Linked DNA regions of Mus musculus: all the other regions are linked to region 1. A link is a loop called in an ENCODE intact Hi-C map of the cell type or tissue named here. Cell type or tissue: left cerebral cortex. All regions are shown on one strand. Each heading gives the region's core, and the rest is flanking DNA. Links, peaks and the distances in the headings are about the cores only. Region 1 overlaps Gm30340 (a long non-coding RNA gene). Region 2 overlaps Gm30340 (a long non-coding RNA gene). Region 3 overlaps Gm30223 (predicted gene, 30223). Region 4 holds the start of Mir124-2hg (Mir124-2 host gene (non-protein coding)).

What was found. Peaks named below come from ENCODE experiments on the same cell type or tissue, not always from the same donor. Only the 100,000 strongest peaks of a DNase experiment are listed, where the experiment ranks them.
Region 2: a loop joins it to region 1, with 6 times the contacts of the local background. A loop is called at or near these places in 9 of 42 quality-filtered maps.
Region 3: a loop joins it to region 1, with 2.9 times the contacts of the local background. A loop is called at or near these places in 3 of 42 quality-filtered maps.
Region 4: it touches region 1 in a loop (5-fold over the local background); 9 of 42 quality-filtered maps call a loop at or near these places.

Annotation. Positions count from the first base shown.
Region 1 is chr3:17,616,586-17,622,306 of GRCm38, reverse strand. The region is part of intron 2 of Gm30340 (a long non-coding RNA gene); the gene reads left to right. Among named protein-coding and RNA genes, the nearest start is that of Gm30340, 170 kb to the left of the region's middle. In left cerebral cortex, for the core only: no CTCF peak of the experiment used is centred there; DNase peaks (open chromatin) are centred at 1,731, 2,237 and 2,600; H3K27ac peaks cover 1,159 bases.
Region 2 is chr3:17,776,337-17,782,057 of GRCm38, reverse strand. All of the region lies in intron 2 of Gm30340 (a long non-coding RNA gene), which reads left to right. Among named protein-coding and RNA genes, the nearest start is that of Gm30340, 6.8 kb to the left of the region's middle. In left cerebral cortex, for the core only: no CTCF peak of the experiment used is centred there; a DNase peak (open chromatin) is centred at 2,715; H3K27ac peaks cover 1,469 bases.
Region 3 is chr3:16,817,274-16,822,994 of GRCm38, reverse strand. The region is part of intron 1 of Gm30223 (predicted gene, 30223); the gene reads right to left. Among named protein-coding and RNA genes, the nearest start is that of Gm30223, 3.0 kb to the right of the region's middle. In left cerebral cortex, for the core only: no CTCF peak of the experiment used is centred there; DNase peaks (open chromatin) are centred at 1,054, 2,297 and 3,278; H3K4me3 peaks cover 393 bases; H3K27ac peaks cover 1,303 bases.
Region 4 is chr3:17,785,974-17,791,694 of GRCm38, reverse strand. It overlaps Mir124-2hg (Mir124-2 host gene (non-protein coding)), which reads right to left and starts at 1,774. Exons shown (of 3, transcript NR_033490.1): 1 at 1,515-1,774. Gm30340 (a long non-coding RNA gene) reads left to right here and starts at 5,715. Exons shown (of 7, transcript XR_880680.2): 1 at 5,715-5,721. In left cerebral cortex, for the core only: no CTCF peak of the experiment used is centred there; DNase peaks (open chromatin) are centred at 3,761, 4,179, 4,707, 5,418 and 6 more places; H3K4me3 peaks cover 4,021 bases; H3K27ac peaks cover 4,812 bases.

The DNA of each region.
Region 1 (5,721 bases), core at 218-5,217:
AAAATTGTACAAGTTGCAGTTTTACGAAAGTGTATTTATTATACAAATCAAGATGTACCACATTTCAGATTAACATAACATGTATTGAAAATAATCATTCCTTAAATCACCCAATAGGACTTTACATTTTTGCTGTAGTTGAAAGTGTTTGACTTTAAATCCTGGTCAGCAAGTTTGCATTGACTCAAGTGTTCTCTACCCCACCCTGTATTGCACTGATCCTCAAGCTGTAATGAACAGACCATAAAATCTAGTTGGTAGGGCTGCACGAGGTGCCCCTGTTGTGTTTATGAGCTTGGGGATTTGTCCTTCAGTGATCATACTTTGACTTAAAGACTGCATGACAAGGAACTATTAAAGACACAAAATTCAATTCTTTGGTTTCACTTTTTTTCAGACAGGCTTTGAAAATAGGTCACTTAATGTCATCTGGATTTGTGTATAATAGCAGCGCCTGCCAATGCTGTTGTGCTTAGAGGTTTATCCCAGCCTAACTCTTGAAAACTAAAAAAAAAAAAAGATTGCATCCAAATGAAAGAGAGCAACATCTATGAGGGGATGTCTGTTTCTCGTATTTTACTGAATTAAAAAATGAATATTTGTAGCAGTATATACTGTGTGGTGAAAAATGAAATTAACAAAATCATTCTAATATTGAATAATAAATCATTCAGATTTTTTAAATCTATGAATTGTGCAATTAGATATCTACTGAAAGATCCATTAAAATGGTAATTACAAGTATCTGGAATTGTGTGTTCTATTTTAATCATGAACATATTAGTGAGATGCTTTTTAGCATTGTTAAATTTCACCCTTTAAAGTGTATCTAAGGGAGGCTTTTTAGAATGTATTGTTATGCATTATTATTGGGTGCAATTTTACAATGTATCAGATATATACATGTGTATATACACATTGACATGCAATTCCATTAAAGAAATATCTTTTTGACATATATACATGTGACCTTCTCTGTGATTCACAGTATAAATGTAAGTTATTATAGCTACATAAATATTAACAGCTTCTAAAGTTTTCCAATGCTTGTTTTGTCTTAAAATAGCACTATTCAGTCATTTACATAGTTTTAAATTTCTTTTGGTTAGTGTTTTATTCTGTGGATTATTTTATAGCTCCAAGGACTATAATTAAATGTGACCATTTTGTATCACAGAATAAAAGTATGACAATATCTCTAGAACGTGAGCCATCATAGGAAATAGTTCTTTCTTGCTTGATTTCTAGTGTATCATAAAGCCTAGAAAGTGAATACTGACATTACTTTATGTACTATCCTGAGTTTTAGTAGTAATCCTTAGGTTTCTAAAAATAAGAAATTTAAATCTTAGACTAAACATATCAATTTTTCTTTATTTTGTGATGTCAACCTCATATCTATGAAAAATGTAGCAAACTATCTCAAAAATGATGCCTGCAATAATGATATTATGTTTATGCATTATGAAATCATCTTTCTCTCAAATAAATTTATTTGATGATGTTAACGACTTCTGAATCATTCAGGCTTATCAAAATTAGGGTAAAAAAATTTTAGTCTGAATTAAGTGTCCCTGATAGTTTCCTACAAACTCTGTTCCTGGGTTTTCTGTTTAAGAACATTGCTATTGAGGTCACATGCTGCAATACTTCCGCTTGATGAGATGAGCTAAGGATAAGGGCTTAAGATGGCTTAGCCAGCATTTCTGCTTACATTTGAAAGGCTTGGATCAGTGTCATCTAAGGAATCTTTGATGTCTAGCCTGACACAACTGAAAATATTGGAAAACAGATCTATGAAATAGGGGCCACGCTTGGAAAGATAGGTTAATTTATATTTTGGCTGAGTTGCCTTTTTCAGACAAAAATTTTTATGGACATTGATTTTTTTTCCCTTGTTGACATTAAATGAGAAAGCAAAAAAATATTTTTTGAAAGCCTACAGTTCTCTACGTAAATGAGTTCAGACTTAATTTTAATGGAAGTGAAACATAGTCAATAGAGGCAAATTAAAACCATATAATTTTGTAATCTTAGTTTAGCTATAATTGCAGCAATAAAACAGTGGAAAGAATAATTGTGGAACATATGTTTGTGAGTGACATTATCTAGGTGACTTCCCCTTTACGGCAGTGTGCTGTCCTATTTGGTTCCCCCTCCCTATGTATTGGAATGACAAACCTGCAAGCCTGGAGTTAATGCTGATTGCAGCAGCTGCTTACACATGGAGTCTCCATAGCAACTGCGAAGGTTGCCATGCAACCATATTCTTTTAGGGACAGTGAAAATGCCCAAAGGGTTACTAAAAATACATGGGGAAAAATCTGAAAATTTCTTACTACTTTTAGTGGTTATAAAGAACTATGATACAAGTTGAAAGCACAGGTCAAGCAAATAAAAACCTAGCCCTGACCTTTCAAAAATTGCTTGCTGTTGCTTGAAATCTCAAGCTTTATTCACAGAGATGACTTGAGATCGATTGTAAAATTGGTAGCTTATGCTAGGCAGCCCTTGAAGACAGGAAGATTCAGTATGGTGCTATTGGAATTCTTCATGGGGTTAAAGGTCAGTAGAAAGTCATCAATGCAGTATTGATTGGCTGGGCTGAAAAATGCCCGTGTTTACACCTTCTCACTGCTTAGGATTGCATACCAAACCTTAAGTCCACTCATGCAGCTTCCAAGCATGCTCTGGAGTAAACCATTCAGTCAGCAAATGTGACATCACTTCAGTAAAGCTCAGCTGTTTCTGCAGCTTTCTATAAATAGTGAGATAAAAAATTGAAGACTATTGCAGGGAATTTAGCCAACCAATTTGCTTACCCAAATTATACAAGGTAGGTTAGGATTCTGTTTTTTGAAATATTTAATTATACATGTTTCTCAACATAAATTACCTTCAAAGGAGAATTATATTATTATACATATACAATAGGCTTATAATAAACAACGTTATGACAACTTCACTCTTTAAATAATTTTGTAAAACTGAATATTGGCTAGCATCCAAAAGAGGAGGCTATGCCCTCACATATAATCATGCATGTCCACATAAAATAAATTCTCTGAGGTCATCTAAATCATTATTTTAGAAAACATATTAGCAAATAATAATGTATCATGAGATAATATGATCAAATAATAATAAGGGTTTAAAGGTGAACTAAACAGTAACAGAAATTAATACTTTAAAACAGACAAGAAGATAGGATACATGTACATTTTCTTTAATCATATTTCACATGTAATCAGCCATTTTGTAATATTTCTCTATGCTATTTTCTCTAAGAGAACTTCAGCTGTACTTTGGAACGAATCAAATTATTTACAAGTACTCTGAAATTTCAAACTATTCATATTACACCAAATAATAATGCAATCTTTTGTGTTTGGGGGCATTTCTAAATTTCCTATGATTTTTGCACCACTGAGATTGAAAGAAGTTACACTGTGTTTTAAGAATAGAATATTACTTCTTCAAATAGGCCACAAAGACCTTCTTGAAACCCATTAAAATAGGCTCTCCAAAATTTACAAAAACAGCTAAGTAGCTCAATCAAGTTAGATGAGCAAATGATTGCATTGCTCCAAAGACTTTAAATATACAACCTGAACTAAAATGTGAATGTGTGTAAACCTGGAATGTAGAATGAAGTTTCATCAGTGTGAAACATTCTTAAGAAAAACAAAGAACACACATGTAGTAGTAGAAAAGCTCACTCCGTGTACTCCTAACTCCTAACTACCTTTCCAGTGTTTCCTTTTCCATTTGCTGGTTCATCCTCTTTGATAGGAAAGGTTAAAGTTGGCAATGCAATTTTATTGAAATTTACTTGTTTATAAAAATGATTAATCAAATAAAATAGAATAAAATATGCATGTAATTTCTCTTTTTCAAAAAGATTATAGCAAATAATATATTGATTTTTAAATAATAATTTCTTTACAACATTAATAGATGCTACATAGAATCTGACATTAGTGTATAGTAGCATGAATAGAAATAAAAGTACTTTTTAAAAATATAGAGACATTAAATATGTAAACATTGAATAACCATTAGATTTGATGTCAAAAATTTTAGAAGGATTTGAATTGACATTATTTAAGCAAAGTGTAAATATGTACTTGTAAATAATAAAATAAGCACCATAAACCATCTACAGAAAGGGTTTTAAGTCTCCATTCCACAAAGCTATTATTTCATAAAGTGCATATCTTTGAAACAAATGGAAACTTGATATAGTGTGGCAGCTCAAATGAATGTAGCTAGCATTTTATGTAATTATCTTCTTTATTGTGATATTTAAAGCGTATCTGAGAAAAGTCTGCTAGTTTTGTGATTATTTGTTTTTTCTTATAGCTATTTGCAGTATATTTAATTTCACTGTTACATCTAAATTTTCTCTATTCAGTTTACCATCTTATTTATAGAGGAGTTTGTAATTTGCATCCCATAGCCCATTTTAAGAAATTTAAGGAAAGGAGTAGACACTTTTAATTGTTTTGATAGTCACTGTTCTCTTTGAGTATGTGAAAATCTGCAAAAATAATCCAGCTTCTCAAGATAATCATAGCTTAATTTACTGTGAAGAACCATTCTAAAATAGCCAGAAAAAAAATTCTATAGGTTCTATTTGAAAAACTGAACAGAATAAAAATGTATGGCTGTAGTTTTAGCTTTATCCCTACTTGTTCATTTGGGCCTAGGGTTAAAAATACATGTATTTTTGAGTATCACTTTATTTACTGTCATATTTCATTTAAACTAGGTATCTAATGGTTTGGAAAATAGATTAATAATCAGGCACAAAGATTTATTGAAATAAAATTAAATGCATTTAAAATTAATTATGTGATTTGTTTGATCTTAATTTAGGTCAGCATGTCATGGGGTAAAACCATTAAACTTGGAAGAAAATTTGTTAAATTTTTGTTTCAGGACAACAAATCATGGGTAATGTTGGAAAAAAACTGGATTGTACATAGATTGCTCTTTACCCAAGATGCACTTCTGTCTGCAAGATTCTGAATAGAGACACACCTGCTAGCTAGCTGATAACACTCAGGGGTCATTTCATTGAAGAAACTGTCAGCCAGGAGGAACTTTAAAAAAGCCACAGACAAAATCATGACCTGTACTGTTGAGAGGAAAGAGGTGTAAAAGCAGAAAGGAATTGTAGATAAGTGCACATTGCTTTATACCATAACAAACTTTTACATGTAAATTCAACCAAATAGGGAAGAATAGGAAAGAATGTTTCCCTCTTCAGTAGAAACAAATTAGATTGTTCAGCTGCACACTTGGCTCTCAGCCAGAAGAGTCGTGTGCCATGCTTGTTTGCCTACCAGTGCTGCTTAGATTGGCAAATGCCCATGCAGTTTGAAGAGGGCAGGCAGATGACTGGATGCCTGCCAGGAAGTGTGTGGGACTGATGCCACTGCTGGACTCCATAGCCTGGTAGGAATGAGGAGTACAAAGGCATTCAATAATCTGAATGTCCCTTTGCTTCAAGAGAGTGGTGCCAGGCAGCATTTAATGAGAGATTGCTTTGTTACAAAGTCCTCAACATCAAGTGGGCTGGTGAGCTCATTAACCTGACTGCAGCAAATAAAAAAGGCACACTCAGAAGACTCCCATGATAGCCTACTCAATAGTGTAAGAGCTCTTTTGCTTCCTTTATGGTGATCCATTAGCAAGCAGCAGTGTAAACACCATAAA
Region 2 (5,721 bases), core at 190-5,189, 160 kb before region 1:
TTTTTAAGAAGATCAAAGTCAAGTGTTAAAACTTTCTATAAAATAAAAAGTATATGATTTAACACTTCACCATTTTGTATTTACTTCTCTGACTTCTCTTGTATTGCCTCCTTCTTTCTTATACTCTTCATTATCTCTTTGGCTTAACAGTGTTTCTGCACCACAGACAGATTCATTAATCAGTGATTACATGTTTCAAACTGATCTTTTGGTTAAAGAATGTATTTGAAAACACCCTAAAAAACCAAACTATGCTGGTGGTATTCATTTAGTCCTTGGGTTTTGTGGTTTAGAATGTAGACTGATGTTCTTAAACTTTTATAGTCATCAACGTGTTTGATTTCTTTAGGGGCTGCATTTAATACACAAGGTGTGAAAGTGGGGTATTAGGCACTAGCATCTAGGAACCAAATAGGGCTTTGGTGGCGTTGTTAGTATTATCAAAATAATCGTTTTGTGCCAATAAGGAACCTCATTTCTAAGCTTTTCTTCCTCTATCATTCTGCTTTTTACTAAGTACTGAGAGATCCCTTGAAAATTAGGTTCTGATAAAATTAATTTGTTTGGTATCTGATGGCAAAGGTATCAAGCAGAAGCAGACCTTATGTCATTATTGGCACTTTGGAGTTCATGCAAGTCTGCAGCAGTATGAGGTTATTTTTTGGATGAACACAATGTTTTATTTCCCAGTAGTTAAATGTACATTGCAGATTCCTGAAGACCATATTTAAAATTAAAACCCTCAAACCAGGACTAGTTACTTGAACATACTTTACAAGAAAAAGCGTTACGGGGTGGGGGGAAACATCCTTAGTTATGGGAAAATAAAAAGAATCTTAGCTATGAAAACGCCCAATTGCAATGCACTGCCTTAGTTGTGTCCTGGTTTTTGAAGGGTGACAGTTAATATACTGAGTTTTTCTTGGAGTTTTCTCTTCTTGTGAAAGACACGCTTTTATAAAACCAGTCACCTGAGGCTTCACTCTATCTCAGAACATTTTCATCCCAAATTGGTTCACTGATCTTCTGAGACACAGTGATAAACAGCTTTGTTTGTACACACACATCACCAGGGACCTGGGATGAGGAATCCCAGGGCCACTTTGAAGGATTGGAGATTGTGGATGTAGGCTTAATTAGAAGTGTTCTAAGTTAAACACAGCAGTATATGGAACCTACCAGAAGCTAGGTAGTCTTGAACCCTAGATAGTACTTGAAAGGAAGAAGGACTGTAAACATTGGCAGGACAGATTTTTCAGGATTCTGTGTATTTGTTGCCCCAGTAGCAGATTCACTTGTCCAAAGTGGTCAGGAAAATAGTCTCGTATTTTAGTGCAGACCGTCCTAATTATTCTGCAGCTGGAAAGAGAAAGTGCTCAAAGATCTAGCTTCTCTTTTGGTTCTGAGATTTTTTTTTCTCCTGCTTCCTCTTTCTCTTGTTCTTTTTCCTCACTTCTTTCTTTGACAGTGTGTCAGTCTCGATGGTAGATGTGAACTTCATTATGGTTTGCTTGCATTGTTAGTGATGCTTTAAAATTAACTGGGTAAGGCCTTTAATGAAGCTTTGCTACTTGATTTTGTTCTCCCTCCTGTTTTTAATCTTCTGAATGTTCTACTCTTGAAAGAAACAGCATCTTAGATGAATGTCCTTACTAAGGGTAAGTCTTACATTGTAACATCTAGAGGTTAGTCTGAGGGCATTCAAAAGGTCAAACTGCCAGTGTGATTTTGTTCTAGTATAGGATTGGACTGCCCTAACTTTACTGAGTCAACAGTATCTCTGAGAACTCCTAGACATAATCACAAAGCTTTCCTATGGATTTAGAAGTTTTGAATCTAGAAAGATAAGAGATAGGGCAGCTCTTTCTGGATAATTCCAGTTTGGTCTCTCTCTCTCTCTCTCTCTCTCTCTCTCTCTCTCTCTCTCTCTCTCTCTGTCATAGTTGTTAAAATAAGAGAATGACTTGAAAGTTGAAACACAAACATGTTTCTAAAAACAACTTTCAATAAATTAAAAATATATCAAAGTAAGTCAAACAACCCATGACAAATCCTCCTGCAGTTTCTCTTTGACGTGGTTGTGGTTATATAGCTATATATATAATATATAATATATATATAGTGGGCATAATGATTACATAAACTGAAAAGTACAAATTGCTTGGGAGACAGCATAGCAGCTGCATAGTAACAAAAACCTAACTTAATGTAAGACTCAGGAAAGATGGGAGGGAAGGTATGGTATTCTATTGAGTGCCATGTGTTGACGCTTTACCAGGTTCTTCCATGAACATACATTCTCATGAGGACATGTCAAGGTTGCTTTTCATTTTAGAGACAAGAAAGTATGAGCTGAGGTTGGGGCTGTGGAGTCTTACATATACTGGCCAAGGTCATGTAGCTAACAATTTTTGAAATCCAGACAATAATTCAAATAATTTTGTCTCCAAAATTTGTGTGCTTTCTCATCAACCAGATATATCGCACATGATTTACTTTCCTCTTGAAAAAAACATTTAATTACCGTATGTTCTCAGATTCTCTTACTCCACCCTCTCCTCTTGGCCCGTGGCTATTGCCTACTCTTATCTTTGGGCAGGTACTCAGCATTTTTAGTTATCCCTCCTCCAAACCTCTTCTGATACTCAGGCTCCTGCATCAGCTTGCTTGGGAGGCTTTCTGTAGGACATAGGCTTGAGTTGCTTATTATTTGCATGGCTGTGTGAAGTGATGGGCTTGAGGCCAAAGCTTTTTATAGCATGCACATGAGTCAGAATGTTCTGTTGAATTAAACTGTGAAACAAAAGGCTTGAAAAAGGGCAATAGCAATTCTGCTTTTAAGAAATTTAATTTGGGAATATGACGATTCTTCTTCTAGATCTTTAATATTTATATTAAGACCTCTTGCATTTTCTATCCCATTTCACTTCCCAATTCACAATCTTACCAAGTAAATCATGAATTAGAACTTTTGGGAACTTTAGCTAGTTCTTTATTGAGATTATGCATTATTTAGCTAGCAGAGTTAACACTATCAAGCTTTTGGTTCATTATACTGCATTTAGTACATATGATACCTAGCATGTAATTCTCAAAGTAAAAAGAACATCTTGGTATTATGCAACTTATATTGAAGTTTATTCTAGATACAAGTATATATATATGAATCGATATGAATTTAATGTAATTCATTTTCTGTCTCTCTGTCTTGAAAGAAGCAATCATTTACCAAAGAAATGAACATTTACCAATATTGGTAGATGACCTAAATAACAAGAAGTAATCTCAAATAGAAAAATCAAATTATAAAACCTAAAATTAAACATTGAAACTCAAACTTGTGTTTACTATTTAGCTTTGAACATTGAAGGAATTTTTCTTCTTTACTTCTTAGAGTTACTCACTAGAATATTAATTTCTTTGAAGACTCTCATATTAAAATTTATAAATGTCTGCTAAAGATGACTATTACTGCAAAAATAAAGAGCTTAATGTAGATAATCTAAGAACTGATATTATTAAACTAAAAACCTCAGAGATAATATGGTGTTAAAAACCACAGATAGTTAATAGTATAATAGCTCGGTGATTTTGTAGCTAATATAGAAATATGAAAGATAGAATACTGAATTTTAAGACAGTTCTTCTAGAACAAATGTTGAACATTAGGACTCACATGATGTGTTTGTTTTATGGCTGAAACTGACCTCAGATATTCTACTTTCAGGCTGTAGTTGCTCTTTGAGGCTGAAGGGTTAAAGGTTCAAATGGAGAAAAGGAGTACAAAACAAAATAAAACAAACAAAACTAAACAAGAGCAATAATCATCTGAATTTTGAAAGCATAGCTGTAACAACAATGATCAAAACACTACATCAATAATCAGAGGTTTATTTGGAGTCAAATCCCAGGTATAGGTTTGATATTGTCTTGATTTCTTCATCCCCTATATAAACAGAACTTCTTATTTGCAGAAAATACTAATTCATTAATAGGCTTGAAAAGACTTATTATTTACATTTCTGTAAAAAAACATCTATATTCAACTCAACAAAATTAGATATGACTTTAAAAAATTCTATGTAATATGTATTGGCTATCAATGTTTGGATTGTTTTAACATGTACTGAGCATATATAAAACATACATGATTTTCTTGGACAGATCACAGCTGGTTGAATTACATTCATCAGATTATAATAGACTTTTAGTAGAAAATGTTGAATTCTACAGGTTTCATTTATAGATTTATATGTGTTTTAAGTATGTGAGTATATCCCCATGTGTTTATGCTGCAGTTTTATTTTCATTTTAAGCAGCCATAATTTATGCATCCAAAATTTCAGAATTAGAATTCATTTAGTTAGTACAAATCTTCAGTTTCTAGAATGGATGCTTTGTCTGGAAGTATAGCAACATTTGCCAGTCATTCAGCAGAATGGCTTAAATTGGCAATGATGTCTCTGACCTTTTTGTATAGTTTTAAGTAATTGCTGATTTGGGTTTGCAGGAATTCCTGTACAGCATCCTTTGTACAGGAAGTTACCTTTGCTAGTGAGGGTGTTTTCTAAGGTGTGTCAGTCCCATATATAGGTGCTATTGCAGAAAGGGAACTAGGAGGACAGTTGGGATCTCCCATGTCCTGGCCTAGTCCCACCTCCACCAAAATGAGTTAGGTCATGATCAACACTGTTTTCCTCAACTTCAAATAATGACTGGATCAACACTATGTGTTCTTAGTGTGAAGGTCCAAATCTCTGGATTTGTAGATTGAAGCTTTTTGTAATGCTATATCATCTTTCCAAAGAATGCACTTGTGGTCCCAGAATCAATTCTCTATAATCTACATAGCAGACAATGTTGCCTGCAGAGAGCTTTGGACATATTCAATAAATACATGTTGTTTAAAATTCTTGATGATTAACTAGCCATCTAGAGAAAGCCTGTGATCAATGTTGATGAATAAACCTTAATGGCAAAATGGTTAAAATTTATTGAGTGCCTCTAATGTGCCAGCACTCTATTTGCAGTTTGCATATGATATCTTACTTAACATCCAGGAAACACACCTAAATACTCCTGGAAGGTTTTAACATTCTGGTATTATAAGCCATTCTTCTTAGGAAAAGTCCTTTAGAGTAGGTTTGCATGAAGCCTCCAGCAAGACGCAATTTGAAGAAATTCAATACATGGAAATGGAATTGAGAATCCCCTTTCTCATGCATAAAATTCTGTTTATCTGACTATTTAAATAAACACAAAGTAACATTTGCTTCCTTTTAAAAACTCTTCCAAGAAGTCTTTTCCTCACTGAACTTTTGTAACTGTTTTGTTTGAATGTTCATCATAGCTTACTAACACTCAAACTGATTGTGTTAACAATACTCCGACCTCCCATCTTGATACTCTGAACCTTCTCTCTATTCTTTCTGTCCAGAAGGAGTGAAACCATTTGCTAGTTTATATATAATTTGACTGTATGTCTCTTTTAGGAAGCATATTTCTCATATTTAGCTCATATTTGTTTTTGTATTTGCCATAGTGTATTAAAATTACCAGTGGTTGATACTTTTTTTAAAATAATTGCTGAAGGAACAAAGATCTCTGAAAACCTAGGCTAAGGCCTAGGGTCTGTAAAGAAGATAAAATGTTCTTTTCTCTTTTTGAGATTGACATCTTTACCAGTAATAGAATAAGAGATGTAATTTTCATTCATTTCAC
Region 3 (5,721 bases), core at 360-5,359, 800 kb after region 1:
CTGTGCCTGTGGGAATCAGCTGTGGGAGAGTTTGGATTTGTCGTAGCTATTAAATCACCCCAGAGAAACTACCTGTCACTCTGTCTATTCAAACCTTGAGGAGGTGGTAAATGGTTAATTCTACCTGTACACGTATGATAGCCTAGATAAGTCATTGCCCCATATTTCCCATGCAGTGTACCTTTCAGACCAGGAATTCAAATAAAATCATTTTGAAGAAAGGAAAACTCTTACAGTGTTTTCACAGAAAAGGGAATTAATACATTCTTCTTGAATCAAAATTTAAATTAATTCATTTTAAGTGCTACCAAAATCAAACCACAAAGAAATTCAAGCTATAATTTAATCCAAGAAGAAACCTTCATCTTTTTTTTAATTAACAAAAGAACATTTCAAAAAAAATACTTGTTACTAATTCTATTTTGCTGACATATGCCAATTATATTCAGAGATATTGTTCTGTAAGCCTGTTGGGTCACACACCAACCTAAGAGAACAATGATGCTGGATTAATGATTGCAATGAAAGCTTTCAAGTTCTCATACTCAATTACATGCTGACAAATGTACCTGTAAGTCATACAAATTTATAAAATTGAAATAACTGCATAAAGTACATATATTTTACACACTTGCCACAATCCCTGAGAGATGGAGACTCTCCTCTTTTTTTTTTCACATTTGTAATATTCTTTCCTTATTTTTCAGCGAATTAGTCAGTTGTATACATGTTTAGCCACTTCATCACTTAATACCTGTATTCACTCATCTCCATAAGACATTTCAAACTAATGGAGAACAATATAATCTACCCACTGAATGACCTTCTGTGGAAGCCCAGTTGTTTTATGATTATGGACACATAATTTAACCTGGAGAACTCATATGATGATAGAACAAATGAAGCAAGAGTTATTAAAAAGACTGAAATTAAGCAGAACTATCAATGTTTTCAGGTATTCGTTCATTACTTTCATGACAGAAAAATGCAAGTACACTCTTATAACCACTCAGAAGATAGGAAATTTGAGATACTGGGGTTGGACTGCATGGGAAAATATTGTGTGCATATGGAAGTTAAGTTCCTGGAATTTGCCTGTATTCTGTACTGATAGGTCTATATCTGCTAGCAATTTGGGGATTGTGAGCACACCAAATGGCAAAACTACTAAAGACCTTGCCAGTGTGAATGGTTAGGTATTAGGTCATGATTTACATCATTATAGATTATTTCTTAGATTTACTGAGTGAATGAAATATATTTTCTTTGTGTGTATGTGTGTGTGTGTGTGTGTGAATGGAAAAAATGAAATGAGCAAACTTTAGTTTGCTTAAGTTAGAGATAGTACATGTATATCAACATTAGTCAGAAGAAGCCTTAAGAATTTTATGTAGAAGAGATTCTGGTCATACTCTGGAACTCAGGGTATATTCTAACTTTACTTTGGATTAAAACAAAGCTAAATTATAAGTTTCCCTTAATTTTCCCTTTCTAGTTTTTAGTATTTTCAAATTTTAGTGTTATCAAACTCAGCCACAATTCAGAAAATTATTGCAAAATGAAAGATAGGTGTTTCAAGTAAGAATTGTCCCAATAATATTATATCTCCTGTGTGAAGGGAGACGTCTGAAAGAAATAATTAATCTATTTAGTGGAAATCTGTAGAAATCCAGGGAAGAAATCTCATTTTCTTTTCAAAGCAGCTTTTCAACACAATTTGAGTCTCCTGAGTCCTTCTAGGTTTTCCTTGACACTTTGTGCTTTTAGAGATAGGTCAAGCATCAAGTCCATCTGAGATTTATCTTATGCATCATTTCTCCAACACAGATTTACCCCCAGTGTAGAAGTCAAGTAGAGTATTTAAGCTAGTGGTGGTTATTGTATACTTCATCACATTTGCATGATCTTTTTTCGCATCTTGATTAACAAAAGGATTTTGTAGTCTTTCCTTGGCTTTCCATTATTACCTTGGCTTTCAAGGTTTTAGAAAAATCTCTCAATTGTGCAAGAAAGTCATAGTTCCAGTAGTGTTTCTTCATCTTGGTTTGGTTAAAATGTGAGGTCATGAAGTTTGGCCACTCCTCTGAACCTTGCTTTGCCTTTCTCTCCTTCAATGATATCATGCTGGCATGCATCCGTGAAGTATCATTCATTCTCCCTTGCACTTTATTCTTTACCACTTCCCTCTTCCTCTTACATGCACATATACACACACATCCGCACAGAGAGGAAAATCTATATGTGTCAGACATTCAGCAAGGGAAAGACAAAGGCACTGAGTTAATTACCCATCATTTACTGCTGCTGAGAAGAGCAGATGGCAGCAGACGATATGTAAATGGCAAGGGGCAGTGAATTATTCGATTTTTTTAGATTAATCGTCGATGACAAAGAAAGTGATTACAGGCTGTGACATTTATACAAATGTATAAAGTACATCACACTAAAAAATTGAGCTTAATATTATTATGAGGGTGTCAAGCATATAAACACTATTGTCACAATAGAAAGCAACAAATTTACAATAATCCAAGAATCCAACCTCCCTCTATCTAAAAAGTTTATAGAACCACAGACTCTAGGGCGAAAGATGACTCAAGTCTGAATATCATGGAATAGTTTTGTAAAGTAACCAGATTATACCAAGGCAATCTATGTATGCAGGAGGATGATGCATATTGAGGCATAAAGCAAAACAAGATTTTCTTCTCAACTGATCTAGTGCCTGCCTTAGAGAGTGGGCTGTAAAACAAAACAAAACAAAAAAGGTGCTAGTAAATGAGAAGTAGACATTAAAATAAAACACAATAATTCACAATGAGGTCCATCAAGGGTGTGGATGAAAAAATAATTCAAAAAAGGAAAAAGAAAAAGAAAGATTGCATTCCTATTCCTTAGAAATACTATTGTCATACCAGACGTGTACAGATAACGTCCCTATAATCTTTAAGAACACAGTGAAGAAATTTCTGCCCAAGATTCCTTATTGAACACAGACAAGTGCTCACATGTATGCTTGTGCAAACACACACACACACACACACACACACACACACACACACACAAACCACCACCACCACACCAACTCCATTCCTTTGCAGGAAAGAAGCAAGCAGAGTAGCCTATTATTTCCAGTTGCTTCAATAATTAATTGGTACATGAGAGAATCAGATGCTTTCCTTGGCAGATCAGAGAATTTGCCCCATCATCAAAATGTCCTCTATCACCCTGTTATTAAATCTATATGATGTTGATATTATTATGAAAAGAGAGCCACAGAGCCACATTTGTTCTCTGAAAGCATTCCAGCCACTGCAGTCCCCGAGGCTGCCCTGTGGGATGAGAGCTCATCTCCAAATATTAAAATCAAGAAAAAGGAAAAGCTTGGGGCACATCTATTTATAGACTTCAAAAATACTTTCAAAATATTCAAAGCAAAACATTACCAAAATTGCTGCTGAGTATTCCACAATTGTACACTCTTTGTTGACAATGGACTACCATTGTCAACAAAGGATAGGGCAGGAGAATGGGTCAGGAGCTGGTTGGGGGAGGGGTGCTGTTAGTCAGCAGCCCCTGCAGCAGCAGTGGCAACACTAGATAGAGCATTTATGTCTGGCAGTCCATTTTGAATGAACATGGGTTCAGAAATAAAGTGCAGGCAGAACCAATCTGCCCTGAAGAAAAGCACAGAATAAAATATTGCACAAAGAAATGAGAATTTCCAGGGTGGCTTAAACTGCAAACCAAGCTGGCAGGTGCGCAGAGCAAACCATTAGCATTGTGTGCCCTTTTCGAAAAATATAAGTGTTTTGCTTTTTGTTTAGCCATAAAAGGAATATTTACAGATGCAAATAATTCTGATTTATATCTTGGTATAAATATGATACCGAATATCATTTAAAATATTTTAAATAGCTTTTAAAATAGTTACCTGTAAATACATGTAGCTGGAATTATATATGAGTATACTTGCAACTTAGTTGTTCTCACCTTTAATCAAAATTGAGTTCAGGACAAAACCACATTATTCTTATTCAGCATTTTATATGGTTATGAATGCAATCTTTTCTGAGTAAAAATAATAAGCAAAACATTAGTTATTGCCTGGATTCTATGACAAATAAAATGGGGGCAATTGTTTTAGGAAGATGCTGGGTAGATCAGCACCATGAGTGTCTTTCTCTTTGTACTCTTGGGTTATGACTTAAAGGTACAGTGCTTTGTCTTTAATCTTAATATTAGTGCGTAAAATATAAGCCAAGTAAAGTAATACAACATAAAAAGAGGAGAGTGTTCTGGAAGACTTTTCACTTAGAGATTTCACAAATACATGTGAAAATTAACAACAGAAAAATAGCAGTCTCTTGAAGCTGAAGATGTTTGCAGCTATTGAACCTTAATTAAGAAATTCAAAATCTGTGTTCCCCTCAAAAAATATTTCATTTTAATAAAAGTACCTCAAAAATATTTTAAAAATATTTCTTATTCATGCACATATTTTCTGTTGGATATTCTTTGGGTAGTAACAGACATCTCCCCTCCTCAGTTACTGCAAAAGGCAAAAGGCAAATGGAAATGAAGAAATGGTTGTTCAGATTTCATGAGAATATCCAGGCTGCAACAATTTATACAATGCAATATTTCTGCTTTATCAAAGAACCAATTAATAAAACAACAGGAATGAAAGCAGTACTGTAGGTAACCAAACACAATTTTATTTGCTTCATAACAGATTATAGTAGGGACTTGTGCTTTAATAAACACATATCACTTATTAGTATTTATTAGCAAATTTATGTATAATTATATAGTGAAAAATGTAAAAGATCAAAATTATTATATAAGTAATAAGTATTTGTGTTTTTAACAGGAATTATAAACACAAAAGATATAAATATAGGATTATTATGTATTATTATATTCTAGCTACTAGTGCTTTACCATAACTGTACTTTGTCAATCTCCATTGCATTAAAAAAGACTCATAAAGAAATGCATTTGCAGAAATAGAAGCATTTATAATGAGGCCTTTGTTCAAAATAGTATCTAGAATTTATTTTAAAGGGATTAGTTTAGAATTTTAGGGAAATATAACTTAGGAAATATTGTCAAATAGCAAAATGATTTATTTCAGTAGAATACTAGTAATGTCACTAAATTAGCTCTGCATTAAATGAAACAAGAATTTTTAACTACATGTAAGAAGAGGGTTAAAATTTGAAAGAGCTTTCTGCTTACAGAAGGTCATAAACATTTCAAAGCCCACAAAAGAAATCCAATAAAATAAAGCATTTCTTAAAATTGAAAGACAAAGATCTCGCTAGATTCTAGAGATAATTTATGGGTTTTGTTTATTTCTTGTTTTACTACAATAGATATATTGTAAGCCTCTGCAATCTGAAATAGAATTACAAACCTGGCCTAGCACAAAGAAGTATACAATTCATTTTAGCTTATTCTAGTGCTTCTGTGCCCCACCTTTTAAAACACTATCATTTCTCTTTGTAAAATATCTTAGAAACGGTTTTGCATTGTGCATGCATACAAACATATATTCTGCATATTAAATATTTAGCTTCATTTTATATACATAATACATTTGTTTATAACAACAATCAGCTATTCTCCAATGGCAGAGATAGAAAGCCTCTGCAAGAGAATACATACAATCGCTCCCTCTCTTTTTAAAAAATATATCCAATTGGGGTAATATTAATA
Region 4 (5,721 bases), core at 450-5,449, 170 kb before region 1:
GAAAGAACGGAACAATACTCCTCTGGGAGATCGTCCTGTCTCTATTGTATCTTCATACAGCTGTGGGCAGTGTAGATAGCTATCTCACATCTACAATGAGCCAATTCTGAAGAATCCCCCTACTAACCCCAGCACTTTCTATGGCAGTGAGGACAGCATGATGATGAAGTGACTAAGGCTTCTTACTCAGTAGTTCTTTGCCCCAATACCAATAGCATTTCATCTTAGGTTTAAAAAAATCTAAAGACTGACACAGTAGAGTAAAAATAATCTTGTCCTGTGATTCTCCCAGGGATGACTGGAGAAAGGAAAAAACACAATACACTACCCCACCCCCAAATGATTGGTGGTTTTTTGTTTTGTTTTGTTTTGTTTTCATTTTCTGCAGGTTATCAGAGGAGAGGTATTATTTTCATGTATGTGTATAACCACACACTTATGATCTAATGCCCTCTAGAACTACAAATCTTTAAAGGGCACCGACCAGTACAAATTGTTTCTATTCAAATATCTGGACAGCAGGGAAACAGACCCTTGGTTTCAAAGCAAGGTCCATACCCACCGGGCCAAGGGGCCCAGCCATAGCCGCTTCCGCTTTTGCTTTTCTGGGTATAAGAGGGCTGATTCTTGCTCCTGCCCCTCAAAGTATTGAAAACTTGGGAAATCCTTGTACCGGAAGAAAATGGCCTAAACACAATAGGACTCGCCATTTTCTACTTGCGAAGCACAAAGCGCTTGGCGCTGCCTGCTACACAAAGGAAGCATGGGCCGCAGAATTCTTGCATATTTTCAAGAGGCTAGAAAATATCTTCCGCGAATGGCAATTTATATTGTTTGGTCACACACACACACACACACACACACACACACACACACACACACACACACACACACACACAGAGGCATCCTCACTTAGCCCTGATGTCTAGAAGATCCCAGCTTTAAGGTTTAAGTTAAAAACAAAACAAAACAAAACAAAAACGCAGGAAAGGCTCGGTTCCAGAAGCAGCGCTCAGGGCCGTGTTAATCCTCCCAAGACAACGGGTGTTAGCGGTGGGCAGCAGAGGGCTCTAAACTAGGTGTGTTGTTGTGGGGATGGAGGCCCATCATCTCCCAGTCTAAGATCTCTCCTTTTGACTCCATCCTGTCCCCAGAGCTCGTCCGGTAGCTCCGTAGTCCTACCCTTTGAGCGACAGGAACCAATCTTTCAGCGAGGATGTTAAGCTGGCAGCAACTCTTAAGGATGCTCAAAGCGCGGGAAACCCTGATCTGTGCGCCTCCCCTGCCCCCAGCCCACTGCTACAATCCACAGCATAATAACAGGACTCTATTACTAGCCTAGGTAAAATGCTGCAGCTTAGGTACAGAAAAACAAAACAAAACAAAAACAATGCAGGAAGCCCCTACAAATAAAAACATACAGACACAGGCAGCAACTCTGCTCACAATAGGAACACTCAGTTCACCGCGCGAAGCAGAGCTTAAAAACCCAGGAAAAGACAGACAGTACTTACAGCAGGTGAGTCCTTGAATAATCCATGGTCAGGTCCTTCGGTTTGTTAGTCTGTGCTTTAAAAAAAAAAAAGTATATACATCTCTGTGTATTTGATTTTTACATAGCTTCCATCGTTGTGAAGGAAAGAAAAAAATCTTGAAGACTTGAGAGCATGGGGGAGGGGGCGGAGATTTTCATTGTCTACGCTCTGCACACGCAGCCCAAGATATTGCTCTGTGGAGCTCCTTCCACTTTCTGCTTGAAATTCAGAAGCTTTCTACTCAGCAAAGAAGGAGTTTGGCACACACCCCCTGCCCCTGTATTTCTCCTCTCCTCTCCTCTCCTCTCCTCTCCTCTCCTCTCCTCTCCTCTCCTCTCCTCTCCTCTCCTCTCCTCTCCTCTCCTCTCCTCTCCTCTCCTCTCTCTGTCACTCACCCTCTTGCTCTTCTAAAGCTAGTGTTCTCTCTCTCTCTCTCTCTCTCTCTCTCTCTCTCTCTCTCTCACTTTTTTTTCAAAAGAGGGCAGGTCGCTTCCTGCATCCCAATGAGTTAAATCAGGCACTTCTTCTCATGCATCAGCAGCCTCTTTAACAATCCGAGAGCTGCAGGCACAAAAGAGCATTTAGCTGCCTCCAATTTGTGTAGAAGGCCTGCCCTTAATTTGTTTGAGGAGTATAATTAAATCATGAATTTCACGAAATATAAAAATACAAAATTCCTAACCTCAGCTAGTGAACCGCTAATGGTAACCTTTAAAAACAAATCTCTCCTCATGTCCCTGTTCTTAGCCAGACCGAGAACATCTCAGATACGCAAGAAGACAAGAGTTCGGACTCAAACCTAGCATGCCTTCTCCATTTACACGTCAAGGTCACACTGATAACATCCCTCAGTGCTCTAAATGAGAGCCTTTCTATTTCTTTCCTTTTAAAAAACAATAATATTCTGAATTTTTAAAATTGCCTCAGGAAGAAATTAAGTCATTTGGGAAAATCTGCTGGACTAAATAAAAACGTAAGTATGTTCTTAATATGAAATAGGATCAGAATTTGCTATACAGACACTAGGTTGAGGAGTTCTACAAATAGGCCTTGCTCGGGAGAATGTTTTCAACTTTTCCAGGCAGGACTCTGTGGTCAGTGAAGTCTGAGTTCCATGGGTTTTGATCATGTTTCTTCCAGCCACAGAGTGGGCCTTATGGGACATCAGAGCCAGAGCCTATCAAGCTTGCTGAGTCCCAGAGGGCTTCTGATAAGGAAAATGCTGCTTGTTGTTGGGAGCAGGGGTTTGGCTCCCACTCCTTTAAGTAGGTTGGGGCGCAAAAAGCAACTCTGCATTCCTGCAGTTTCTCTTTCAGAAAGAATCCAGACCAAGCCATTGCTCTACCTCAATGAAGGTGGTGGGGTGGCAAGGCCACCTTCCTCTCTCACTCACCTGCCACCCCCCCCTCCCCCAAGGCCACTGCTAGGAAGATACTTAGGAGTGTTTTTCTCCTTCCTAGTGCTCCCATCTTCTGGGAAATTGTAGAATCCCTTACCACAAAAAACTTTGAATTGTCAGTAATTTGCTGCTAAGTCTACTGTCAGCTCCTACCCCCATTTCTCATTCTAACTCTAGTCAAGAACCCCCCACACTGGAACACTGGAGAGGTGCAACTTCAGTACTACCCAATGGGAACAAAACATGTCACCACTTCCTGACTGTAAATGTTCACTCTGATACTCTAAGTCACCCTGGGCGTTTGAATTAGGCCATGTTTCACCCTGAGCACAGAGCTAAGTGAACTGGGCTATAACTGAGCTGTACCTCTGTCTGCTTGAAATATCCAACAAGCGTTCCTACGAAGATACTTGGAAACGTAAAACAAAATATGAAATAAAACATTCTAAAGAAAAGATACGTTCTTGTGTGTTTGTAAAACATGTTTGTAAAGTGCTGAGTGGGGGCTGGAATTACTTGACAAAATATCATTTCTGTGCCTGGAGTCCAGACAGAAAGCAGGTCTAAAGGTCGGTGTTTTTTATCGGGGCAGAGGACTTTGACTTGGGGAGGCACTAGGTACATCATTTTCCTTCCCTGTATCTTTTCACTGATCATGTTCATTCTATCCGTTTTCAGTTTATTGACCTGGGATGTGTGATTGCTAAAGATCCTCAAGGACTTGCCTGGCCCGTGGAGGGGCCAGGTCAGAGTGTTCAGTGCATCCCGCCCACTACGGGGAAGTTGCAGTGCTTAGCTTTGGTTAGCTAGCAGAGATGGCTCAGTGGGGTGGCGACTTCAGACCACCCAGTACAGGTACTTGACCCAGCCTCTTCTTCTCCAGTTCTGGCAATACTAGCTTTGCCCCGGAGCTCTAGGAAGGCCTTAGGACTGTATGAAAGCTGACCTCACGTTTCCTAGGTATGGGCCTCTCCTGCATACTTCGCTATCCTAAGAAACACCTGCCAAGGAAAACTCAAGAATCTGAGGCTACTGCCGGAACATTTGCTCCCGGATTTCACTCCCCGTCTACCCAAGAAAGATGGACAGACAGATACAGCCATGGCCTCCAGGCAGCTCAGGGGATGGAAAACACAGAGTTGGATCCTGCAAAGTCCTTCCAAAGGAGCCTTTATATTTAGACACCTTTAACTCTTGATCCGGATCTCCTACCTACTTCGGTTGAGCAACCAAAGCCAGTGATTGCTTTCTAACCCGGGATAAGAGGGTTTCTCTGCAATGCGAACCTCTTACTGCCCTGCACACCTCATAGCTAGAGCTAGCTTATGAAAACGAAACCCAACTCATTGCCAGAAGTTGTTGCTAATTAGTGGATAATAAACTTCTGTAGCCAGGGCACAAAAGTCTTTTTAAAGTGCAAAGGTGTTCTTTGTATCGCATCAGAAAAGAGATTAGCATATCAATTGGACTGAAGGGACGGGACAATGAGCCCTACTCCCTCTGCGCTGGCCTGAGTTCGTAGCCTTCCTTTCCCTCTGTTTTCTTTCCTTCACCCTTCCTCCTCCTCCTCCTCCTCCTCCTCCTCCTCTTCCTTCTCCTCCTCCTCGCTCCCACTTTCTTTTGCTGCTCCCAGCTAGATCGAGGCACTCTTGGGGTACATTAAGCGGCTGGCAGCGACCCAGACTTTAGTGTCAGGCCTCGGGGCCGCACAGCTACTCGGCTTTAGCAATGCTCAGGGAAAATGTGTAAACGCGAGGGTGCGCGGAGTAAGAGCGGTCACAGGCATCGTGCGCACCTACCAGGCCTGGGGGGGATGGGGTGGGGACCGTCTCTCACGGTTCTATAGGACACCCCTCCTGGCAGTCATTGGCCTGGCCTCCGCCCAGAGCGCTAGGCCTACCCAGGGCGCTGAAAGCTCCCAGACGACCGTCCACAGTGTGGGCCACCGGCCGCTGCTAACTGCCCAAACCCCTGAGGCCTCCGCGCCCAGCCTCACCAGCTGTCCCGCCACGTTTGCACGTGCAGGGAGGCGGGGAGCGTTTGGGAGAAGCCGAAGACCCCACGCGGGAGGCGCCCACGTTCTCGTAGACCCTGGGTCCGAGCCCAGGTGCTTGCCCGTGGCCCGGCCGGGGCCGCGGACACCAGGCGTCCGGAGAGGCGGTGGCCGCAGCAGGCCTGGTTCGGTCTCCGCAATACCTCACTTAGCCCAGATGCCCACAGCCGGTCCCCTGTCCCACGACAGAAAGTCAACAGCTGCGAAAGAGCACGGCAGAAGGAAGTCTCAGGAGGAGCCGTCCCGGCCTCGGGGCGTCGGCCCTCAGTCCCCGACTCCCCCAGGACCCTGAGTCTGACGCTGCCCCGCAGCGCGCCCAGCCAGGGCTTGTGGGGCCCGAGGGACTAGGGGAGCGGAGGAGTTGACAACAGGGCTGGGCACCGAGCCGCCCAGGCAGAGCCAAAGAAACCTGGCAGCCACTCGCCGGTGCCTTCCGCTGCTGTAGGCGACCCGCCACTTCGTGGTGGCCGACCAGGGCCCGAAGCCTGGCCTGGGCCTCGGCCGCAGAGCTCCCGCCGGGCAACCGCGCCAAGGAAACGCTTTTTTCTCCCTTCCCCTCCCCCTTCTCCCCAGAGGCAGCTTCCGTTCTCTAAAAGCATTAAGAAGAAGAAGGGGGAGGAATCTCTGGGGCTCCTAACCCCCACCGCCGACCCACATCGGTCTAGGCTCCGTTAGATGCTGGTGTTCTGCAAACAATCGCCAAACTCACACAAGTTTCCCCCCACCCCCGAAAA